2 separate regions of the Mus musculus genome follow, and region 1 is linked to region 2. A link is a contact called in ENCODE Hi-C or POLR2A ChIA-PET data. All regions are on one chromosome and are shown on one strand. The core of a region is the stretch at or near the end of the contact, and the rest is flanking DNA. Distances in the headings are between cores, read along the strand shown. Region 1 holds the start of 4833427F10Rik (RIKEN cDNA 4833427F10 gene). Region 2 has its middle 33 kb from the start of Gm4577.

The links. A loop is a pair of places that touch in the nucleus more often than their neighbours do. ChIA-PET counts read pairs that join two places held with the same protein, here RNA polymerase II (POLR2A).
Region 1: POLR2A ChIA-PET joins it to region 2 with 20 read pairs in Patski. The contact joins the promoter of 4833427F10Rik here to the enhancer-like site in region 2. A Hi-C loop is called at or near these places in 4 of 37 maps with a recorded cell type or tissue (T-helper 2 cell, heart and left cerebral cortex). POLR2A ChIA-PET finds 5 or more read pairs at or near these places in 2 of 5 experiments (Patski and embryonic stem cell).

Annotation. Positions count from the first base shown.
Region 1 is chr17:35,771,141-35,773,909 of GRCm38, reverse strand. 4833427F10Rik (RIKEN cDNA 4833427F10 gene) reads right to left here and starts at 1,460. Exons shown (of 3, transcript NR_045459.1): 1 at 999-1,460. Gm32409 (a long non-coding RNA gene) reads left to right here. Exons shown (of 4, transcript XR_876780.2): 4 at 1-86.
Region 2 is chr17:35,735,224-35,737,936 of GRCm38, reverse strand. No RefSeq gene overlaps it. Among named protein-coding and RNA genes, the nearest start is that of Gm4577, 33 kb to the right of the region's middle. Within about 2 kb of position 1,453, at least 2 of the 3 ENCODE cell types and tissues checked have a DNase peak (open chromatin) inside an H3K27ac peak, as active enhancers do; they include heart, where a contact is called at or near this core.

The DNA of each region.
Region 1 (2,769 bases), core at 211-2,710, 36 kb before region 2:
GAGGAGAGATAGTCCAAGGACAGACTTAGCTACATAGTGAGTTCAGGCCAGTCTTAGCTACATGAAATCTAGTCTCAAAAATAAATAAATAGAGATATTTGCATTTTTCATTGATTTGTAAGGAAGGATCCTTTCTTCCTTTGTTTCTTCCTTTTTTTTTTTTTTTTTTTTTTTTTTTTTTTGAGACAGGGTTTCTCTGTATAGCCCTGGCTGTCCTGGAACTCACTTTGTAGACCAGGCTGGCCTCAAACTCAGAAATCCGCCTGCCTCTGCCTCCCAAGTGCTGGGATTAAAGGCATGTGCCACCACACCCGGCTGTTTCTTCCTTTTTGTTTCCTTCTTTGTTTCTTTGTTTCTTTCTTCCTTTCTTAATTAATGTCTGTGAGTGTTTTGCCTGTGGGTATGTACCGGCATCACATGCATACATACAGTACCCACAGAGCCCCGAAGAGGGCTGGCCTTATCTATGGTTGTGAGCCTCCTAGAACTCACTGTGTAGCCCAGGCTGGACCCAAACTTGTAATGATCCTCTTGCCTCTGTCTCCTGAATGCTGGAATTGCAGGTGTGAGGTACCTTTTAAGGATCATCTCTAAGCTGATCTCTAACACAGAGCAAACTTTCCATCTCTGTCTTTTCTTACACTGTCTCCCCAATTGCTCAGGATTACACATGTGAACTATGTTCAGTAAATAAAGGAGTATTGAAGACTCAGTCAAGTAAAACAGCTGTGTGGGTCAGGCACCTTGAAAATGTCACAGATGGCTCAAATCCAGTTTTTTCTTTTTCTGGAGATAAGGTCTCGTGTAGCCCAGGCTGGCCTCAAACTCCTAATGTATCTGAAGATGACTTTGAACTAATGATTCTCCTGCCTGTACCTCCCAGGTGCTGGCATTACAGATGTGTACCACTATGCCTGTCTTAGGGTTTTACTTCTGTGAACAGACACCGTGACCAAGGCAACTTTTATAAGGACAACATTAAATTGGGGCTGACTTACAGTTTCAGAGGCTCAGATCATTTTCATCAAGGTGGGAACATGGCAGCATCCAGGCAGGCATGGTGCAGGAGGAACTGAGAGGTCTACATCTTCATCTGAAGGCTGCTAGCAGAATACTTACTTCCAGGCAGCTAGGATAAGGGTCTTAAAGCCCCTGCCCACAGTGATACACATGCTCTAACAAGTTCCCACCTACTTTCACAGGGCCACACATTCTGATAGTGCCACTCCCAGAGCCAAGCACATACAAACCACCACAATGCCTGGTTTTTTGTGGTACTGGGAACTGAACCCAGGGCTTCTTCCATTCTAATTGATTACACTATCCACTAAGTTCCAACCTTAGTCCCCATTCATTTTGATTAAAAGCTCTTTTGTACATTGAAGTTTCTGATTCTTTGTTATGTTACCAAAAACCCCTTGCCATGAGACTGACTCTCATGGCAAACTCTGTCTCCTGTCTCTTGATGTCTATCAGGGCAGAGATTCCCTCTTGGTGAGCAACAAAACTGTCCTTTCTGACTCCTCCCCACGTCCCAGCCTGTGAGACGAAGCTTCCTTGTATGGCGTCCTGTTGCTGGAAGGGTCTCCTAGATGTCTGACCAGAGCTCGATGTTCTATATAGTCTGCCATAAATCCCCGTGTCTGACAGGCCTTGATTTGCTGCCATGGCATTCAAGGTATGCAAACAGCTTGGAGTGTTCTGCCAGGCTCGAGCGGAGGCCTTGGGTAAGCTTCTGCCTGTGGCACGGTGTGTGCCCGTTTTTGGACACAGCTTCTCATACTGTGTCACTGAGAAGAGTGAAGCCAGGTCACATCAACTATAGCTGCAAAAATTCTGAGCAGCTGGGCCTGCTGGGATACACCTGTAATTTCAGTGCTGGGGATGCGGAGGCAGGAGGATAGCTCTAGAGCTGTGTGTGTGTGCGCTTGTGTGTGTGTGTGTTTGGGCTTGTGTGTGTTCAGGGGTGTATGTGTGTGTTTCCAGGATCAAGCAGGGAAGATGGAGGACAACGTGTGGGAGTTGGTTCTTGCCTCTCACTGTGTGGGCACGGAGGACTGAACTGAAGTCATCCGACTTGGTGCCAAGGGCCTCCACCTGATGAGTCATGGAGCCAGGGGAAAAGAAGTGTTTCATGAATTCTGACTCTTATAATGAGGGCAAGGAACAACCTTAGAAGAAAAAAATAAGTGTTGCTTAGGAAAATGAAAAGCAGGTAAGTGCCTTTAATCCAGCACTCAGGTGGCAGGGCGGGAGGGTCTCTGTAAGCTTCAGGCCAGCCTGATCTACATTGTAAGCAAGTTTCAGGCCACTTGGGGCTACGTAGAGATCCTGTCTTTTAAAACCAAACCAAACAAACATCTCTGCTTCTTAAAAATGTCCTCCTGCTACATTGCCGGGGGCCGATGTTTGATTTTTAGAGAGTATTTGCTTACACTCCAGGGAAGTTAGGCAAAGCTGGGAGTTCACAGCGGCTAAGCTGACTGCAGGCCTTCAGAGCGCTCGCTCCTACAGGAGTTTTATCAACCCAATTCGGCAGAGGATGCTGGAATTTACCTAAAGTCACAGAGTGAGACAGGGTCTTTCTCTGAGACCTGAGGCACACAGATTAGATGAGGCTGCCTGATCAGCAAGCCAAGGGGCCTTCTGTCTCTATGTTTCCAGCACTGGGTTTAAAGTTCATGTTGCTCACCCTGGATGTTTATGTGGGTGCTGAGGATTGAACTGTGGTCCCTGTGTGTGTGTGTGTGGCAAGCACTTTACTGGGAG
Region 2 (2,713 bases), core at 204-2,703:
CCAGAGAAGCACATTCCAGCGCGTATTCTCAGTGCCTTGGCATTTCAGTGTGGCTTTCTGTCCATCCAAGTCCATCCCAGTACAGGGTTGAGTTTGCAACCCTTTCCTTGGTGGGTGTTATGGTGCATGCCAGTGACTCCAGAGGCTGGCAGGCCACGATTGCCTTATTGAGTTTGAGCTAATTTGTGTCCAGCAGACTCTCTCTCAAAATAAAAAGTAAGAGGGGATTGGAGAGCTGACTCGGTGATTAAGAGCATGTACTGCTCTTTCAGAGGACTCGGCTTTGGTTCCTAGCATGCTGGTATCCAGCACCTCACAATCGTCTATAACTCCAGCTCTAGGGGTCTTTGATGTCTCTGGCCTCCACAAGCACCTGCACTCACATGCATACACATACACACAGTCGCATACACATAATTAAAACAATAAAAATAGTTTAAAAGTAAAATTAATGGGGCTGGAGAGCCTGGGGTGGTAGCGTACATTCATCCTTGACCCTAGCACTTGGGAGAAAGAGACAGGGCAGCCTGGTCTATACAGCAAATTCCTGGCTAACCAAATCTGGACCCATTGCTACAAGACATTGTTAGGGGCCAACGAGGGGACAGCAAAAAAAGGCACTTGCCACCAAACTTGACAATCTGAGTTCAGTCCCCCAAAACCACGTGGTGGGAGGAGAGAATTGACTCCTGACATTGTCCTCTGATTTCCACACTTGAGCTGTGGCCCGTGCCCTAAAGAAGGTGTCAGTTCCCCTAAAGCTGGAGTTACAGGTGACTGTGAGCCATCAGACATGGGTGCTGGGAACTGTCCTTGCATACTCTGGAAGAACAGCATAGGCTCTTAACCTCTGAGCCATCTCTCTAAACACCTAAAGCTTTTAAAATTTAATTACAAGCCTTCTGTGAGGCTCACTGATTTGAAAACAAACCCTCACTCTTCAAGTATAAAAAGCCCCCAGGAGGAAGATGAAAGACAAGCTATTTAATTGTTTTTCAGTAAGCTGACTGGTGCCCTTGGGCTCTACTGAGCTAGGAATTATTGGTAGGCAGTAAGCTCTTCCAGAACTGGCAGTCCCAGCTGTTGGGTGCCTAAGGCTCAGGGCCTATTGCTCCAGGCTCTAGATGCCAGAACCTGTGGCGCCAAAGCCTTGGGCCAGCGGCTTGCAGCTCTGTGCTGTAACCTCTAATGCCTGGCCGCTTTCACAATCCTCTGCTTCCAGCTGCCGCTGCGGATGCTGCAACTGTGTTGCTGTTTCCGGATACAGAGTTTCTCTGGTAGCCCGGGCTGTCTTGGGACGCACTCTGTAGACCAGGCTGGCCTCAAATCCAAAAGGTCCTCCTGCTTCTGCCTCCAGAGTGCTGGGATTAAAGGTGTGCTCCACTCCTGCCCAGCTTGGTGCTGCAACTCTTGAAAGCAGGATCAGACGCTGGGACCTCAGCTGGCCAGGAGGGGGAGCTGTAGCTCTGGTGGCTGGTATCGCTGTTCTTGGGCTGAGTACTGGGACTCAGACCTCAACAGCAGCAAGTATTTATAATCCCTGGGCCTTGGTGCTGGGATCCTCCATCCTTTAAGCTTGTCAGCTCCTGGAACACTTCCAGTGACAGAGGCCCACAGGGTTCTCTGGTTCTTCACCGTCCGTCTACCTTCAGCCTCAGCTCCTTCCTCTCTCCCACTTCCTCTTTCCTTCCATGGCCCCCCAGCCCCTCATTAATGCGACTCATCCCTAGCTGCTGCAGCAGTGGCTGCTGCCTCACTGTCTCTGCTTCTGCTGCATCTCCTCACCAACCTAAGAACTGAGTTGAAAGTTGGGTATGGTCAACAAAAGGCAGTTTGGCTGGCTGCTGGTTGACAGTCTGTCAGTTAAGGTAAGGAGACACCTGGGAAGGATCCAACAGCTGTCATGCAGGGAGTCAAATCACCCTGCCCCAACAATTTATGTAAAGGGAAGAGGGTCTATCACTGATACCAACAGTCCTTTTTTTTGGGGGGGGGGGAGTTTCGAGACAGGGTTTCTCTGTGTAGCCTTGGCTGTCCTGGAACTCACTCTGTAGACCAGGCTGGCCTTGAACTCAGAAATTCACCTGCCTCTGCCTCCCAAGTGCTGGGATTAAAGGTGAGCGCCATCACTGCCCGGCCCAACAGTCCTTTTTTAAAAATCACATTTTTTCCCCATTTATTTCATTTTGTGTGTGTGGAGGTGAATGGACTAGTGAGCTCTCACTTTTACCATGTGGCTGCCAGGGACTGAATTCAGATTATCAGGCATGGTGGCAAGTACCTTTACCCAAGACATCTGGATGACCCTCAGGAGCTATTTAAATAGTGCTTAAGTTGCCTTAAGAATACTTAGCTTCTACTCCAATGCCCCAAGCATAAGCAGGTCACTAATCTGTGCTAAATCGTTCCTTTCTTTTTTTTTTCTTTAAAGACTTATTTATTATTATATCTAAGTATACTGTAGCTGTCTTCAGACACACCAGAAGAGGGTGTCAGATCTCATTATGGATGGTTGTAAGCCACCATGTGGTTGCTGGGATTTGAACTCGGGACCTTCAGAAGAGCAGTCAGTGCTCTTAACCACTGAGCCATCTCTCCAGCCCAAATCGTTCCTTTCTTTGCTGTGAACTTCTCTCTACTAAATCTTGAGTTGAGTGAAAAGGGCAATGTGCCTTATCCTGGGGAAATAGCTGGCTATCTTATGGGAGTCTAA